Regions from separate parts of the Homo sapiens genome. Here region 1 is linked to region 2. A link is a loop called in an ENCODE intact Hi-C map of the cell type or tissue named here. Cell type or tissue: heart left ventricle. All regions are shown on one strand. Each heading gives the region's core, and the rest is flanking DNA. Links, peaks and the distances in the headings are about the cores only.

Region 1 (9,640 bases), core at 1,129-9,128, 310 kb after region 2:
GATTAATAAATTAATCTCAAACCATGCCATCAAGGCAACTAACATAGAGCATGTGCTATTTCGTAAGTTTTTAGACATCCTGAAAAATTAGAATAAAAAGCCCATTTCATCCTTTTTAAAGCATGATCTCAAGAGACAGTGGTGTTTAATTTAAAGAGCACAGACTTTGCTGGATAGACCCAGTGCAGAGTCCTGGCAACCAACCCTTTGGATGAGAAATACCAAGCCTTGGTCCAAGGCTACCAAGACCTTGGACATGTTGTTTAACTTCTCTGATCCTCAGTTTTCTTTTCTGCAATAGGGGAGGTATAGTATCTGTCTCTCATGGTTTTTGGAAAGACTGCAGACAATGTACAAGAATTGCTTGCCACAATTCCTGACCCAATGTGAACACTAAATAAATAGTAGCTGTCAATAAATATCCAATTCCTTATATTTTGTAGTTCCCCAGGGAAAGTATGCAACAGACACTAAGTGTATTTGCTTAAAACCTTTATTTCTTTGAAGCCGAAGAGGAGTCATAATCTGCCAGAACAAGTTGCTGGATCTTGACAGCCTAAGGAAATTCTCTTCTTGCAGCTACTGCAAGCTCTCTCCATGTCTCCTCTCAGTGCACTAATCCCATTCATGAAGATTCCGCTTTCATGACCTACCTACCTTCCAAAAGCCCCGCCTCCTAGTACCATTGCATTAGGGGTTCAGTGTCAACATATGAATTTTGGGGAGATACAAACAGTTCATAGCACCGGACTACCCCATAATTCTTTTTCCAGCTCTCCTCTGAATGTTCACTCAGTATGTCTCCACTGGGCACTTAATAGATACTTTTTAATGCTATTTGTTTTCAAATATATTCCATTATGAACTGTCCTCCAAATTAAACTGAAAACTCAAAAGAAATAGACGTGGGAGGGTCTATATTCCTTTCTAGTTGCCACAAATCCAACTGAAAAAGTGCTTGATTAACTCATCTAATTTTAAAAGAAACACTCATTTAAATCTTTCAAAGTGTAAAAAGCTGATTCTCTTGTAATAGAATAACCATATTTAATTTGTGTGTTTTGCCATTTGAGATTTCAACTTTTAAAAAACATCTCTTAGGCCCGCTGGTGCTAACTATACACCAAGATCATATGTAGTAAATGCAAATTTCTATAAATGTAATAAATGAGATTCATATATTTATTAGATTTCTCAGATCAGAAATTTATTGCCATTTTCCAAAACAAAAGCATTTGGTTTCACATATTGAATGTGTATATGCATAGTGCATATGCATGTATACAGAACACTAGGATGAGAAAAAGAAAGACTTAGAGCTTTTGCTTCATTTACAGAAATCTTCATCTGAGTCCAATTAATGAAAATGGTGACAGCACTACAATAACAGACAAGAAATGTTGTAATCTAAGTTCATCTTCAGAGAAATGAAGCAGGATATTTGTCAAAAGACTTGAAGGTATCCCTGTATCCTACTTAATATTCTATGTGAGTTCTAAGAGTCAGCATAGCTCTTTCAACATTCTCTAATTGAACATTAATAAATTAATAAGCCTCCTGGCTGCTGCTCCACTTTGTCTCTCTACATGACAATGTCAGCTGACTCCAAACTGATGGAGGGATGGGTCTCACTGGCAGATGCAGATTTCCTGAATGAGTTTAGGAATTACTTTTTTTTTTAAACAGAGGTGTTAGATATTATAGGATATTTATATATTTTAGAATATTTTCCTCTTTCTCATTTTGAAAACTATGCATCTGACAAAGGTCTAATATCTAGCATCTGTAAGGAACTTAAACAAATTTACAAGGAAAAACAAACAACCCCATTAAAAAGTGGGCAAAGGGACATGACATGCATGTGGCCAACAAGTATATGAAAGGTAGCTCAACATCACTGATCATTAGAGCAGTGCAAATTAAACCACAGTGAAATATCATCTCACACCAGACAGAATGGCTATTATGAAAAAGTCAAAAAATAACATGCTGGCTAGGTTGTGGAGAAAAAGGAATGCTTTACTCCGTTGGGAAGAATGTAAATTAGTTCAACCATTGTGGAAGACTCTGGCGATTCCTAAAGACCTAAAGAAAGAAATACCATTTGACTCAGCAATCCCATTGCTGGGTGTATTAGTTCTGTTTTCATGCTGCTGATAAAGACATAGCCAAGATTGGGCAATTTACAAAAGAAAGAGATTTAATAGACTTACCATTCCACATGGCTGGTGAGGCCTCACAATCATGGTGGAAGGCAAGGAGGAGCAAGTCACATCTTACATGGATGGTGGCAGGCAAAGAGAGAGCTTGTGCAGAGAAACTCCCATTTTAAAAACCATCAGATCTCGTGAGACTTATTCACTAGCACAAGAACAGCACAGAAAAGACCCACCCCCATGATTCAATTACCTCCCACCAGGTCCCTCCCCCAACATGTGGGAACTCAAGAAGAGATTTGGGTGGGGACACAGCCAAACCATATCACTGGTATATACCCAAAGGAATATAAGTCATTCTGTCATAAAGACACATGCACACATATGTTCATCGCAACACTATGCACACTAGCAAAGACATGGAATGAAGCTAAATGCCCATCAATGGTAGACTGGATAAAGAAAGTGTGGAACGTATAGACCATGGAATACTCTGCAGCCATAAAAAGGAACAAGATCATGTTCTTTACAAGAACACAGATGGAGCTGGAGGCCATTTGCCTTAGCAAACTAATGCAGGAACAGAAAACCAAATATTGTATGTTCTCACTTATAAGTGGGAGCTACGTGATGAGAACACATGGACACACAGAGGGAAGCAATACACACTGGAGTCTATCAGAGAGTGGAGCCATGGGAGAAGAAAGAGGATCAGGAAAAACAACCAACGGGTACTAGGCTTAATACCTGGGTGATGAAATAATCTGTGCAACAAACCCCCATGACATACGTTTACCTATGTAACAAACCTGCACATGTACCTGGAACTTGAAAATAAAAGTTAAAAAAAAAGAAAACCAGAAAAAAAAGAGAACATTTTTCTCATTCTCATCTCTATCCACATAGCAAACCTCTTTATTATGTGGCAGTTCTATCTCTTTTTTATTTTCTTTTTAATTTTTTTTGAGGCAGAGTCTTGCTCTGTCACCCAGGCTGGAGTGCTCTTGCTCTGTCACCCAGGCTGGAGTGTAGTGGTACGATTTCAGCTCACTACAACCCCCACCTCCCAGGTTCAAGCGATTCTCCTGCCTCAGCCTCCCAAGTAGCTGGGACTACAGGTGCACGCCACCACACCTGGCTAATTTTTTGTTTTTTTTGTATTTTTAGTAGATACAGCGTTTCACCATGTTGGGGCTGGTTTCGAACTCTTGACCTCAGGATCTGCCCAACTCAGCCTCCCAAAGTGCTAAGATCAGTTCTATTTCTTGAAATGAAGGAATATTGATCCTGGCCGTTGAAGTGGACATTGTAGGAATGCAGAGGAGTGGAAACCTCTGCTTCGAGGTGTTTCAGATCTGTTTGGGGATAAGACAAAGACCTGTGTACAGGCAGGAGACAAGGCCAAGTGGTCTCTGAGAGGTTATTATGGGCTGGGCTAAGGTGGCCTTATTTCCAGGAAGGGACTCACTGAGAGATGCAAACATGTTTCTAAAGCTCCAAATGAAACAAAATGTCAATATAAGAAACAGACTGAAATGTGTGACTTTTAAATACAAAAAGCCCCACAAACATTGATGGCTCCTTCAACTTGTTCAAGAAACAAGTCCAGGTAATTTTAAACACAGCTCAGCTCAGTGTGGGCCTGTGTTTTCTCATTCCCTTCCCCCTGTCTGGTGAGAATATTTGTAAAAAGTATATTTTAAGGGCATGAATAATTTAGGCCTGAGCTGAATATTTATTGGAAATTTTCCAGGCTGAAATAACCCTGGGATGTACAACCGGCATTTTTGTGATAGACCCAGAAGCATAATAATAATTTTTATACTGTAACGAGAGAGACTGCATATGTGTGAGAAAGAATGAGTAGTCTGGAATTGGTTTGGAGAGATAAGTAGAGTCTTAAAATACATGCAGACAACTGGGTATGCTCTACAAATTTCAAATGTGTTCCAATAAATTTAAGAATATGCACATTGAAATGGAAAGTTTTAGAAGTTAATTGCGCAGCTTTGTAAAGATCTGGGCGTGCGGCCCAGTTCTGCCACTTACTAGCTGTGCTATCCAGGAAAACTCATTTAGCTTCCCCATGCCTCAGTTTCCTCATCTGTAACGTAGAAGCAATACTTGTACAAACCTCATAGAGAAGTTGTAAGGATAAGAGAAATTAATGTGTGATTAAAACAGAGACCGGCACGTCACACTATATAAGGGCTGATTGCCATTATTATTATTACTATAACTAATTGTGTGGTGGTTAGGTGCTGAGGCCTTAGAGCCAGAGGGTTGGTCTGGGCTCTAACACTGACCTGTTGAGTAGCCTTAAACAAGTAATTTAAATGATCTGTGGCTCTGTATCCTTATCTGCAAAGTAGGTGTAATCATTGTACCTACCTCACCAGATGAATCTGAAATTAAAGAAATTAATACGTATCTTAGAATAGTGCCACGTGCCTTGAAGCGTTCAATTAACGTTAGCCTTTGTTATTTCTAACTATATTTCTGGGCTGCAGATGACATTGTTTGAGCTCAGCATTTCACTCTCCACTTACCTAGTGACTTTCAAGCTTGGGACTGGTGTTGATAATTTAACTATTTTCAGTAGACAGTATATGTCTATACTGACAACTCATTAACTCCATCTACTTGTTTGTTCCAAATGCTATGCTTAAGTCACAGCTTTTAGCTCAATTAAGAGAATATGACATCAACGTGATAGGTTGCACATATTGTGGCAAGCAGGTCGGAGTTTGAATCCCCTTATTTACCAAGCTAATTTACTTAGTCTCAGTGTTTTCATCTGTAAAATGGGCCTGACAGCATCTAACTCACAGTTAGTTATGAGAATTCAAAAATACATTATTTGTAAAGTAGCTTAGGGTATTCTTAGAACGTGGTTTTAAACAAATGCTTCTTGCTAAACAAATGCTCTTTGCTCCCATTCACTGAAAGGCTGTCAACAATTCCTTTTGGAATGCTGCCACACTGGTTCCAGGGAGGAGGTTAAAACTGGAATTTAGTTAGAATTAAGTCACAGAGAGCAAATGCGTCTGAAACCACCCTTAACTTCTGACTCCTAATAATTATGTTGACTTGGCCAGTTGTGGAGCCTTACACCTGTAATCCCAGGGAGGCTGAGGCTGAACTCCCTTGAGCTCAGGAGTTCAAAAACAGCTCTGGCAACATGGAAAAACCCAGTCTCTACAAAAAAAATATAAAAATTAGCAGGACGTGGTGGTGCACACCTGTAGTCCCAGCTACTCAGGAGGCTGAGAAGGGAGGATCACTTGAGCCCTAGGAGGTCGAGGCTGCAGTCACTGCAGTCAGCCGTGATTGCACCACTGCACTCCAGCCTGGGTAAGAAAGTGAGACCCTGTCTCAAAAAAAAAAAAAAAAAAAATTATGCTGATTGCTCCAGGCCCAAAAGTGACGTGCCTTTTTCTCTGCTCTTGTAGCCCGCAGACATGGCCACGCGTTAGGACAGCTGAATGCACAGCGAATGCTATGCTGAAATATGATGTGCTACTGCCATCTAGTGTTCCAAAGAAATACTTCCTTTTCAATTTTGATTCTCAGAAGTTTTTCATTTATCTCTACTTCCACAGCATTTTCGAGCGATTCATTTCCTTGTGGTTCATTTTTTAACCATCTCAACAGATAGATGACTACGCAGAAGTTCAGAGAAGCCAAGTTTCACGAGTGGTTGTTGACAAAACCAATCATTTATTCACACATTTATCAAGCAATTATGTAACACCTGCATTATGACAGGTGCTGGGGGCATAAAGACGAATAAAATCAGGTCCCTTTCCTCAAGGAGCTCACGGCCCAATAGGGACATAAAAGAGATGACTCGGAACAGTGTGATTAGTCCACATGCTTCCAGGGTTTGGGAGCACTGAGGAAGAGCACGTAGTTACATTAGTTTGGAGGAGGTGACAGAGGGCATAGGCCAGGATTCAGGGACGATTTCTTGGGGGATGTGGTCTGAAGCTGATCTTAAAAGACCAGCAGGAAGTAAATAGGGAGGGGACTGGGAGGAAAGGTATTCCATAAATAGCATCAAGAGAAAAGCAAGAATAGCATCGTGTATCTGAGAAGCGAAAACAGTGGGAAGTGTAAGGCAAGCAGAAGTGACAGGTGCAGCTGGAGAGGCAAACAGACACCAGATCATGGGGAAGGGGTGGGTTTCATATGTCACTTTCAGGAAGCTCAGACTTAATCAAAGACGTGATGGAGAACCAGTGAGCGACGCATGGAGTGTCAGGGGCAGATTCACGTTTAGCTGTCCTTTTAGTGATCTTGTAGGAGGTGGGCTTCGGAGAGGGTGGGGGCTCAGTTAGGGGGCAGCTGCAGCAGTAAAACAATGAGCTAGGGGAGGAGCATTGGGATGGAGCAGAGAGCCTGGATGGCAGAAATATTTAGGAGGTAGAGTAGGCGGCTCATTTCTAAATTACTAAATATAGAGTGAGAGATAAAGAGTCAAGGATGGTCTTGGAGTTTTAATGTTGGTGATCAAGATGATGGAGGTGCTGCAGAGGCTACAGAAAGAAGATGCTGGTTTAGAAGAAGAAAGGGCAGTTTGAACTCTGCACTGGTTGAGGTTAAAGTGTTTGAGTGAGGACCCGGGTGGTGCCATCTGGCTGGAAGTTGGATATAAAACTTTGAAGCATAAAGGAAAGGTGTGAGCTAAAGGTATATATTTGCAAGCCATGAGTACACAGGCAGGGGTTGAAATCACAAAAGTTGATGATGTAACACAAAGAACATGTTTAGAAGGACAAGCAGAATGGTGAAAATGTTTAGAAGGAATTCTAGAGAATACAATACTGGCAGGTGGCGAGGGCAGAGAGAGACTAGCGTGTTAAGGAGAAAGGGAAGGGATGGAGAACCAGCAAGAAAGGAAAAAAAAAATCCCTGGCAGCGGCTAGTTGGCTTGGGAAACTGTAGCTAGGCTATAAGAATCCTATGCTGAACATAAATAGTTTCACACAATAGCAGCATTAGACAGGGTCACTCTGTAATTGTGATGGAGCAAGACAAAAAGTAGACCACTCCCTAATCAGATCTCAACATGGGAAAAACAAAACACCATGGACCCACAAAACAAGATACCCCTCTTCCAGGCATGAGAGATCTCAGAATAAAACATCCACCTCTTGAGCCCTCACCAAGATCACCTAACATCAGCCTCAATCTCACCCCTCCTGTGTGAGGAGACATCCTAACCAAGACATCCCCAGAGTTCCCCATGGTGTGCAACCTCCCTTGCTGCAGCAAGTTAATGAGTTTAATTTTATTTGACTATTGGTGTGTTCTGGGTGGTCTTTGATCAATGGGATTTAATATTTTTATAGGTTCCAAGAGAGCCGAATTTTGTGGAGGAAGACATCAGATTGTCTAGTACAACAAAGAGAAAAGTGATATCCATTGAGTTTTGCAAATCTGAACTAACCAGTGACCTTTGTGATAGCAGGTTCAGTAGAATATGGGGAATATAGGTCTCACTCTCGGACAGATCCTCTATCACCCAACAGGGTGGGTGTAGAAGCTGCCAGCCTGTAGGAGGAGACAGCATCCATTTCCCATGTATCCTATTGAGAGACAGCCTTCAGTGCTCAGTGTCTGGGGCCCTGGCACCCTTAGTGGTGTGTTCCTACTAGCTTAGACAGCTCATTATGCATATTTCTTCCTAACTCTGTTCAGTGGCATCAAGTTGGTATTAGGTTGGCACAAACTTAGTTGCGGGTTTTGTCATTAAAAAAAAAAAAAAAAAAGGGAAAAACCGCAATAACTTTTGCACCATCCTAATAGCTTGAAATCAGCCATAGGGGCAATATTTACACCATGAAAATTGGTAAATGTTATAAATCAATACTTTTTTCTTTTCTTCAGGAAGTTGATTGTTAAACTTTTTTTTTTTTTTTAAATAGAGTCTCACTCTGTCACCCAGGCTGGAGTGCAGTATCATAATCTTGGCTCACTGCAACCTCCGCCTCCTGGGTTCCAGCAATTCTTCTGCCTCAGCCTCCCAAGTAGCTGGGATTGCAAGCACCCGCCACCATGCCTGGTTAATTTTTGTATTTTTAGTAGAGACGGGTTTTCATCATATTGGCCAGGCCAGTCTCGAACTCCTGACCTCAGGTGATCCACCCGTCTCAGCCTCCCAAAGTGCTGGGATTACAGGTGTGAGCCACCACGCCCGGCCTGATGGTTAAAACTTTCTCCATCTCTCCACTGAAGTGAAGAGAGATTACTGAAGGCTGAGGAAGGAATAGGAGGTGACAGAGTGGAGATAATTAAAAGTTTGTATGAGCAGAGGAGAAGAGAGATCAAGCAGGGAGACACAGGGTCAGTGGGAACTAGAACTCAGGTTGCCTGATGTTCTGATCACGGCTTGTTCTGCATCGTGCACTGCTAGGAGGGAAACCGTGTCTTCTTAATGACAGACACCAAATGAAGTCAGTTACTCTGTGTGTGTATATGCAGGGGTGCATGTGTACACACATTTGTGCACATACACACCCGTGTGGAGGGGAGGTTGAAAGAGAGACAGTGGAGTGGCTACAAGTAGGGCCTAGTCCCTCTTATAGAACCACCTCTCACAGCAGTAGATGGAGAAATGAATCTCTTGGGACAATACTATGACCATTTATTTTGAAATCAGCTGTTTGAATCATTGACCCTTTAAATGATCAGCCTTTAAGTGTTTTCCTGCAGAGTGTCTTTAGCTGTTTTAGGAACACAACTAAACCAAAATGCCTGTAAGTTTTGTGTTCAAGCAGTCTTGTTAGGAAAGAATGCTACTGCTTTGTTTACTAGGACAGTTTGTACAGAATTAATGTTTACATTTACAGTTCTTTTTTCTTTTCTTTTTTTTTTTTTGAGACAGGGTCTCACTCTGTTGCACAGACTGGAGTATAGTGGTGAAATTCTCGGCTCACTGCTGCCTTAACCTCCGGGGGTCAAGCGGCCCTCCCACCTCAGCCTCCCAAGTAGTGTATAACACCCTGCCTGGCTAGTTTTTGTATTTTTTTATAGAGATGGGGTTTTGCCATGTTGCCCAGGCTGTTTTCAAACTTCTGGGCTCAAGCAATCTGCCTGCCTATGCCTCCCAAAGTACTGGGACTACAGGCACGAGCCATCACGTTCAGCCGACAGTTCCATTATTTATGGAAAGACTTAATATTTGAAAAATGATTTTAACCTGAAACTGGTATTAGCATGTTGAATTTCCTCAAGGCAGAATTTTAAGTCTTTTATCCAGGGGTCTTTATCTTGCTTTAGAGGAACCCCAGAATAAAGTAGAGCTGCCTTTAACACACACACAATTGTCCTGAAGCAAGGAACTGCAGCAGTTTGTAGGATCTAACTTACTCTAAAAGAAGGAAACTGTGTAACTTCAAAAGTCATATTAATTTGTATAAAATAACTGGCTCTGCCATAAAAAATGCAATGCTTTTATTTGGTATTCCAATAATATTTTT
Region 2 (9,640 bases), core at 592-8,591:
TACCAGTACCCCTCAAATATGGTATCTCTGTGGCCCTATTGTTCAATTACTACATTCATCTACCTTTGGGAAAGATGTGTCACTGCTTGATAGATGGTCTGCACAGTCACCCAGTGGGCGAAAGGCTACCTTGAAGACTTTACTGAAAGGTGATTATTTCAAAGTAAATCCTCCTCTGAGCCCTTGGCAGCCTTGATCTTGAAGGGATACCCTGAGAATTCCATACGCAGCACTCAAGCCATAGGAGGATTGGAGGTACAAATTAAGAGAAGTACCTGACATTCATGACAATAATTTTCATTTTAGAGCTATCAGTAACTTTTTAAATGTACTTAGATACCTACAGGAGAAAGGAAATTAAATCAAATAGAAAAATTTTTTTAAAATTCTGTCAGAGGGGTGAGGGTACACGTGATGAACTATGGATTTTATTTTCAGGTAACAAGCCTCTTTCTGCTTTATCTCCAGCATCAGGCACTGGCCAAGATGATGCTGATGGCCACTCAGTGTACACCCCTGATCACTACTCTACACTAGGAAGGTTCAATAGCTGTCGGTCTGCTGGGCAGCGCTCAGAAACCAGGGACTCCAGCTGTCAGACGGAGGATGTGAAGGTCGTACCACCTTCCATGAGGAGAATCAGGGCACAGAAGGGGCAAGGCATTGCTGCCCAGATGGGCCACTTCTCAGGTTCCTCTGGCAACATGTCTGTGCTGAGCGATTCTGCAGGGATCGTATTCCCTTCCCGCCTTGACAGTGATGCTGGCTTCCATAGTCTTCCGCGTTCTGGAGCAAGGGCAAACATTCAGTCCCTTGAGCCGAGGCTGGGTGCCCTCGGCCCTGCAGGAGACATGAATGGCACTTTCCTCTACCAGAGAGGTCACCCACAAGCAGATGAAAACTTAGGCCATTTAGGAGGTGCCTCAGGGACTGGAACACTTTTGAGACCCAAATCCCAGGAGTTGAGACACTTCGAGAGTGAAAATATAATGAGCCCAGCGTGTGTGGTTTCTCCTCATGCAACCTACTCCACCAGCATCATCCCAAATGCCACACTGTCTTCCTCTTCCGAGGTCATCGCTATTCCCACTGCTCAGAGTGCGGGACAGCGGGAAAGTAAAAGTTCTGGCTCATCACATGCAAGGATAAAATCCAGAGACCACCTCATCTCCAGGCATGCTGTGAAAGGTGATCCTCAGTCTCCCGGTCGCCACTGGAATGAGGGCCATGCCACCATTCTTTCACAGGACTTAGACCCTCATTCCCCTGGTGAACCCGCACTGTTGTCCCTCTGTGACTCAGCCGTCCCTCTAAATGCTCCAGCAAATAGGGAGAATGGGTCCCAAGCTATGCCGTATAATTGTAGAAACAACCTGGCCTTCCCAGCCCACCCCCAAGATGTGGATGGCAAGAGTGAATCTAGTTATTCAGGGGGCGGAGGGCACAGCAGCTCGGAGCCCTGGGAATACAAATCCTCAGGTAATGGAAGGGCATCCCCCCTGAAGCCGCATTTAGCAACTCCTGGCTATTCCACTCCCACAAGTAACATGAGCAGCTGCAGTTTGGACCAAACGTCCAACAAAGAGGATGCTGGGTCGCTGTATTCTGAGGACCACGATGGCTACTGTGCATCTGTGCACACTGACTCTGGACATGGATCTGGGAATCTGTGCAATAGCAGTGATGGCTTTGGGAACCCCAGGCACAGCGTGATCAATGTTTTTGTTGGAAGAGCTCAGAAAAACCAAGGGGACCGGTCCAATTACCAGGATAAATCCCTATCAAGAAACATCTCTTTGAAGAAAGCAAAGAAGCCTCCCCTGCCACCCTCCCGGACAGACTCCCTCCGCAGGATTCCCAAGAAGAGCAGCCAGTGCAACGGGCAGGTGCTCAACGAGAGCCTGATCGCCACACTCCAGCACTCGCTGCAGCTGAGCCTCCCAGGCAAGAGTGGCAGCTCGCCCTCCCAGAGCCCCTGCAGTGACTTGGAAGAGCCCTGGCTGCCCCGCTCCCGGAGCCAGAGCACAGTTAGTGCTGGCAGCAGCATGACTTCCGCCACCACCCCCAATGTCTACTCCCTGTGCGGGGCCACGCCATCGCAGAGTGACACAAGCAGCGTCAAGTCAGAGTACACGGACCCCTGGGGTTATTACATTGACTACACGGGCATGCAGGAAGATCCGGGGAACCCGGCAGGGGGCTGTTCAACCAGCAGTGGGGTGCCCACTGGGAACGGGCCAGTCCGCCATGTCCAAGAAGGGTCCAGAGCCACAATGCCCCAAGTGCCCGGTGGTTCAGTCAAACCAAAGATCATGTCACCAGAGAAGTCACACAGAGTCATTTCTCCATCCAGTGGGTATTCCAGCCAGTCGAATACACCCACAGCACTCACCCCTGTGCCTGTGTTTTTAAAATCAGTGTCACCAGCAAACGGGAAGGGGAAGCCCAAGCCCAAGGTACCAGAAAGGAAGTCCTCTCTGATATCTTCAGTATCCATTTCCTCATCGTCCACTTCTCTTTCTTCTAGTACTTCTACTGAAGGAAGTGGCACTATGAAGAAGCTGGATCCAGCCGTGGGCTCTCCCCCGGCTCCTCCTCCTCCTCCTGTTCCCTCTCCTCCATTCCCTTGTCCTGCAGACAGGTCTCCTTTCCTTCCTCCCCCACCTCCTGTCACAGATTGCTCCCAGGGCTCTCCTCTGCCTCACTCTCCTGTGTTCCCCCCTCCGCCGCCAGAAGCTCTCATTCCTTTCTGCTCCCCACCTGATTGGTGCCTTTCTCCTCCCCGCCCTGCACTGAGCCCCATTCTTCCAGATTCACCTGTGTCCTTGCCATTGCCCCCACCTCTCTTACCTTCCTCGGAACCCCCACCTGCCCCACCTCTTGACCCCAAATTCATGAAAGACACCAGGCCGCCTTTCACAAATTCTGGCCAGCCAGAATCCTCCCGGGGATCCTTGAGGCCGCCTTCTACCAAGGAGGAGACCAGCAGGCCCCCCATGCCCCTGATAACCACGGAAGCATTGCAGATGGTGCAGTTGAGGCCCGTGAGAAAGAACTCAGGCGCTGAGGCGGCACAGTTGTCTGAACGAACAGCTCAGGAACAACGAACTCCAGTTGCTCCACAGTACCACTTAAAGCCATCTGCTTTCCTGAAATCCCGAAATAGCACAAATGAAATGGAGAGTGAAAGCCAGCCTGCCTCTGTGACAAGCTCGCTTCCGACGCCTGCCAAGAGCTCGAGTCAGGGTGACCATGGCAGTGCGGCTGAGCGTGGTGGCCCTGTGAGCCGCAGCCCTGGAGCTCCAAGCGCTGGGGAGGCAGAGGCTCGGCCCAGCCCCAGCACCACCCCACTCCCAGACTCTTCACCCAGCAGGAAGCCACCCCCCATTTCCAAGAAGCCCAAACTGTTCCTGGTGGTACCACCTCCGCAGAAAGATTTTGCAGTGGAGCCCGCAGAGAACGTGAGCGAAGCCCTCCGAGCTGTGCCCAGCCCCACGACGGGAGAGGAGGGCTCTGTGCACAGCAGGGAGGCAAAAGAGAGTTCTGCAGCCCAAGCTGGCTCTCATGCCACGCACCCTGGCACCTCGGTTCTTGAGGGAGGAGCTGCAGGATCCATGTCTCCCAGCAGAGTGGAAGCCAATGTCCCCATGGTTCAGCCTGATGTCTCACCAGCCCCCAAGCAGGAGGAGCCAGCCGAGAACAGTGCGGATACTGGGGGCGATGGGGAGAGCTGCCTATCTCAACAGGACGGAGCAGGTGAGTCTGGCTTCCTGGCTTCTCTCTCCTGTGCCCTCTGCCCATATGCAGCTGAACCAGATAGGGTTGTTGAATGCTCACACGTGGAAAGAACCCAGGTAGATCAGATTCCTGTTAAAGCTAGCAGTATGTAGGCTTCCTGTGTTAAAACACAGATTAAGTTACCAACTTTGCATTTTGTTATTATTTTTAAAATCTAGACCTAAAGGCATGGCAGAAAATAGGGGGATGGAGATGATCTGCAGCAGGCTGGGTATTAAATAGCAATGGGTAACACCTCCCTTCCGAAGAGCCGCGCAAAGAAACGTTGCAACAAAATTTAAGAGAGATGCCATGGGCGTTCCATACTTTAACAAAGAATGAGCTCTGGCTCTCAGGCTAGTGTCATTTCCTCCCTTCTTTGTAAACTATCAAACTACAGACCCACGGCATCTCCCTGTGGTTCTCACATTGTCGGGAATGGCAGGGAAGCAGCATATTTAGAAGCTTGGCTGAGGACTGAAATTCCAGTCACTTGTGCGTCTTGTATGCCTGCCTGCTCTTCTGTAGCTGGGGTGCCGGAGACCAACGCAGCCGGTTCATCCTCAGAGGCCTGTGACTTCCTCAAGGAAGACGGGAATGATGAGGTAATGACCCCCAGTCGACCCAGGACCACAGAAGACCTTTTTGCAGCTATTCACAGGTATTTCAAACTCCTTCCTCTGACTTTAATCTACTGTGTAATTCCTTCTTTCCAAGCAGCACCTCAATTTACTTTTCTTCCTTGAGGTTTCTTCTGTCACCCAATCATAACTCCTTAACTTTACTGTTGATTTTTTAGTGGGTTTCTACAGTTTTATTTCCTCTGGCTCCAATTTCTGTTTTACTTTGTCTCACTGATTTTTATGACATTGGGGACAGTGGCTCAATGTGATACGTTCTGGTAGGCGCTGCTCTTCCTGGCAAGGAGCGCAGTGTGGCAGTCATAAGACAGAGTATATTAGCAAGAGTCGGATTAAAGTGACTGACAGTGCAGTCAGGAGGAGGAATGCTATGTTCTGTGGACTTAGGATGCACAGACTAGCTCCATGGGACTCTCTTCCTAAAGATGTTTTAGTTTATTCTAATTTTTTTCATTTTACAGAAAAACCACAGTTATACAGAGCAATTTCTTTGGCTGCTTAAGTGTTTCTATAAAAGAGTACGGCCCTTTAAGCGGGAGCAAAAGAATGACTTATGCTTGTTAATATACCACTAGTGCCATCTACTGGCATCAGAAATCGTTGGGTTTAAAAACAAACAAAAAGGGTAAAATTTTCAAAGTAATGGCCTGAACTGTTACACTTTTTATATGTGGTCACCTTTAAGAGTAAATATGATTTAGCACTGAAGTTTTACTTACTGCATCACTTTTCTGATTGGAAACAGCTGACTACTCCCACACAGTGTCATCGTAAAAGCTGATGACTGTATATGTGCAACTACGTTAAGCCGTAATGCTGTATAAACCTTTTGCTTCCTTCTAGACTTCTCTACCACGGTATTTCCAGGTAACTCTAATGAATGTCCTTATGCTGCCAAGGCCTTATTTTGCCCTGAATGAAGATCCTTTCTTTTTTTTTAACCTCCTGAAACAAAGCATCCTGTAGAATCATTTGATTCTGTGTGTGAATGATCTTATGTCAGCACTGCTTTCCCAATTCTTGGACTCTCCCTGAAAAGACTATTGCATAAGATGAAAAACATAGTGCTGTACCTACCTGAAACTCTTCATGCAACACATTAACATCTAACTTGGTGTGGGGGGAACGAAGCCGGTGAATTAATGTTCTTGTCAAGAATTACGCTCTTTACGTCGCTCCTCTAGTGTTGGTATAATAGATCCTAAAGACTGCCCCTTTTAACATGGACTGGTTTCTTCAGTCTCATTAGAAGTGAAAAGGTAGCTGGTTGTCCAATTATTTCTCAAAACAGAGAAATGATAAATGATGCATCCTTTGAAACTTCAGTGGCAATTCTAGAAGTTCCCATAGATGTTTCTAACTCTTAACCACGCTAGACACATAAGAAGCACTCAATAAATATTTCCTGAATTAAATGAAACCAACTGGTATTTAACCATTAGAAGATTCTTCCAAGACTCAGAGTATTTCATTTAGTATGGAATGCACTGGGTTGCTAAATATACAGGCATATCTGTCTATTTATAATAGCCATCCACAGAGAAGATTTGCGTAGCCTGGTTGTTCTGTGTACTCGATACTTGGTTCCAGTGAGGAAACCCAACTGTTGTGGGTCCAAATTACTGCATATTTTTTCCCAAAAATATGCCAAAGGCCTCTTCTATATTTTGGCAACCTTCTTAAGGCATCGAAAAATGTGTTGTTTCTCTTACTAGGACGTTACATCGACTGCAGATGTAGAAATCGGTCAGTTGGTGTTACTCAGTGCACGTATGAGAGAAGTCAAAGCCAAATAGGCCTTAGGAATGGATTGCAGAGAGAGAGTGAGGACATATGCTAATTTCTGTTGTAGCGTTGAGAATAAATTAGCAGACATAGTAAAAATCCATCTACTGTCTGTGCTTTTTTAGGGCTTTATTTTTATGTCCTTCAGCGCTTAAGCTCATAATTTAAAATAAAGAATATCTAAGTTGAAACACAGCTTCCAAATTTTATAATGCAAATTAATTCGCTTCAGATTTAAAGCCAGATGGAAAATGTAGAACACCAGTTGAGGTGTGAAGTTTTTATATTTATTGAAGTAATTAGTTTTAAAATCAGTGTTAACTGTTTAAGCACTTTTTATAGCTCTCTTCATTAAAAATACATATTCGTGTGTGTGTGTTGTGTATGTATATGCAAAGAATTTGTACATTTAGATTTAATTATTTTAGTGGGCACCTGCTCTTGAGAGATGACAGTGCTTTCATAAAATCCCATCTTTCTTCCTTTTTTTTTTTTTCTTTTTGATACAGAGTCTCACTCACTCTGTCACCCAGGCTGGAGTGCAGTGGCGCGATCTTGGATCACTGCAACCTCTGCCTCCCAGATTCGAATGATTCTCCTGCCTCAGCATCCCAAGTAGCTGGGATTATAGGCGTGTGCCACCATGCCCGGCTAATTTTCGTATTTGTAGTACAGACATGGTTTCACCATGTTGCTCAGGCTGGTCACCCCATCTTCTTTCTTAATTCTATGTCTACAATTAAAGGTCATAGTTTTACTCAAGTTTAGTTGTGACTTGTTTAATGGATCTCAGCATACTCTCACCGTTTAAAATCTAAATTACAAATTAAGTCACCAGCCAATACCTAAAAGAATGAAATGAGCAGAGCTGCTTTGGGGAGTAGACCATGTAAGTGGTGAGGCCATGTGCTATAAGCTCAAGTCCTAGTTGTCATACTAACAAGTTACCTTTTCTCAGTTACCTTTTCTGAAACCCAAAGTGGTTGGACTAGACCATTTCTAACGTCTTTTCTAGCTCTACAGTTTCGAGATGTTAGGATGTCTGTAGTTTTGTCAGCCGGTCCTAACTCTTATCAGGGCAGACTGCTCTTGTTAACTACTGAGTGGGACCATGAAACCTGTATGGTAGGCCATGTTCTGCAGTCCCAAAGAGTCTGGTGCCCTGTCCACTCTGGCCACCCTTCAGACCCTGTATTGGGTCCTTACCATTTCCCAGCCTCTGCTTTAGTGGCATCTTTTTGACCAGAAGAATGGAGATGACGCCAGGAACACCAAGCCCAGGGCAGCCAGCATGGGCCCATGCTGCCCTCTGTCTTGCTGTGTAAGCCACGTAAAAACTAAATCCATTTTCTATGTGACATTCAAAGGTTTGTTAAGCACCTGCTCTATGCCTGACCAATTATGGCTATCACTGCATTCATGAGTACTGACAAACTGTGACCTATATACTGTTATTCCCCTTTTGGTGATAGGAAAAATACACAGTCAGAAATGTTAACTTGTCCAAGGTGACAGAACAAGGAAGCTTTAGCAGTGGGAGTTATGTAGCTAGCTTCTTTATTTCACTTAATCTTCACAAACCTGTGAGGTTGGTATCTTATAAGTGAGGAGGCATGGCATGCATGGGTAATTTGTCCCAGGTCACACAGCGAGAGGTGGGAAGAGTCTGGTTTCAACTCTTAATCTGTGTGTACAGATATCATACTCTCAACCTTTCCCTGCTGCATATTCTACAATTTTATAGCAGGAAAAGAGATATACCCACGTCTTTATTCTATTAACTGTGTTGAGTTTCCTTAAAGCAAGTTCTCCTGCACTTAGCTAAGAGACACAGACTGAGTTGTTGTCATGAAGAGACCAGCAAGGGGCCACTTGGCTCACTGGCTTTATCATCTCTTTGTCACTGGCAATGGAAAGCACATTGAACAGTGAGGTTCTCAGAGACTCAGGACAAGAAATACCTACAGGAAACCTTCAGCTTTCTTTGATTGCCCCTTCGTCTTCCCCACCCCACCCCACCCCTCACATTTTCTTGATCAGTGCAAGGTTTGCTGAGTCGATCATGAAGCAGGGTCTGGCATGGAGGGTTCGCCTTTGTTTTCTGGAAGGCTGGATTTTAGAAGTTGGCACATGGTCCTGGAAGAGCTGAGGAAGACTGGTCTGACGGCAACTTCTAGAATAACTGAGAATGTGAAGCTGAGGAGTTGTTCTAGGACCTGGAGTGGGGTACATCTTAGTACAGGGGATATTCTGGCATGGAACAAGAAAAGGAAGCATAGAAAGAAAGGAGGGTCAGCATGTGAAATTCACTCCGGATCAGCCCGTCTAGGAGAGATCAAGGAAAACTGGCCATTATTAAAACTTTTGGTCCTGTCCAAAGTAAGTTAATAGTGTCTAAGATTTGTTTCAAATAGGGAGGGTGGAGACAAAAGAAGGGTGACCGTAATTAATGATTATCATAGGTGAGTTATGGGCTCATGCGGTCTTGCAGTGAGCTGTTCTCTTTTGTGTGGGTGTTTGAAATTTTCCAAAGTTAAAAATAAATTATTTGCCAGGCACAGTGGCTCACGCCTATAATCCCAGCACTTTGGGAGGCCGAGGCAGGCAGATCACCTGAGGTCAGGAGTTTGAGACCAGCCTGGGCAACATGGCAAAACCCCGTCTCTACTAAAAATACAAAAATTAGCTGGGCTGGGCATGGTGGCAGGTGCCTGTAATCCCAGCTACTTGGGAGGCTGAGGCAGGGAGAATCGCTTGAATCCGGGAGGCAGAGGTTGCAATGAGCTGAGATTGCGCTATTGCACTCCAGCCTGAGCGACAGAGTGAGTCTCAAAAAAATAAAATAAATTATGCATTTATTACTTTTTCTTTTTTTTTGAATAGAGATAAGGTCTTACTGTGTTGCCCAGGCTGGTCTCGAACTCCTAAGCTCAAGTGATCCTCCCACCGTGGCCTCCCAAAATGCTGGGATTACAGGTGTGAGCCACTGTGCCCAGTCAAAAATAAATTTTTTGAAAGTGAATCTTAAGTAGATGGTGACCTGAAGATGCGATAAGAGCAGAGTGGTTGTGGCTGACAGCCTGTGGTCCCGTGGGAATTAACCTTTTTCTTAATGTTATTAAATCTCAGATCCAAAAGGAAAGTCCTCGGCCGTAGAGATTCAGATGATGACCACTCCCGAAACCATTCTCCCTCCCCGCCCGTGACACCCACCGGCGCTGCCCCAAGCCTGGCCTCTCCAAAGCAAGTGGGGTCGATTCAGAGAAGCATCCGAAAGAGCAGCACCAGCAGTGACAACTTCAAAGCTCTGCTGCTGAAAAAGGGCAGTCGTTCAGACACCAGCGCCCGCATGTCTGCAGCAGAGATGCTCAAGAACACAGACCCTAGATTCCAGAGGTCGAGGTCAGAGCCTTCCCCAGATGCCCCCGAGAGCCCGT

What was found. Peaks named below come from ENCODE experiments on the same cell type or tissue, not always from the same donor. Only the 100,000 strongest peaks of a DNase experiment are listed, where the experiment ranks them.
Region 1: a loop joins it to region 2, with 5 times the contacts of the local background. A loop is called at or near these places in 22 of 110 quality-filtered maps.

Annotation. Positions count from the first base shown.
Region 1 is chr6:138,112,095-138,121,734 of GRCh38, reverse strand. No RefSeq gene overlaps it. Among named protein-coding and RNA genes, the nearest start is that of PERP, 9.5 kb to the right of the region's middle. In heart left ventricle, for the core only: a CTCF peak has its summit at 5,690 (motif pointing left); a DNase peak (open chromatin) is centred at 5,544; H3K27me3 peaks cover 1,044 bases.
Region 2 is chr6:138,424,509-138,434,148 of GRCh38, reverse strand. NHSL1 (NHS like 1) reads left to right here. Exons shown (of 8, transcript NM_001144060.2): 6 at 469-3,756; 7 at 4,306-4,438; 8 at 9,333-9,640. Among named protein-coding and RNA genes, the nearest start is that of MIR3145, 6.0 kb to the left of the region's middle. RefSeq lists enhancers at 2,964-3,463, 3,464-3,965. In heart left ventricle, for the core only: CTCF peaks have their summits at 5,005 (motif pointing left) and 7,506; a DNase peak (open chromatin) is centred at 3,238; H3K4me3 peaks cover 1,254 bases; H3K27ac peaks cover 3,821 bases.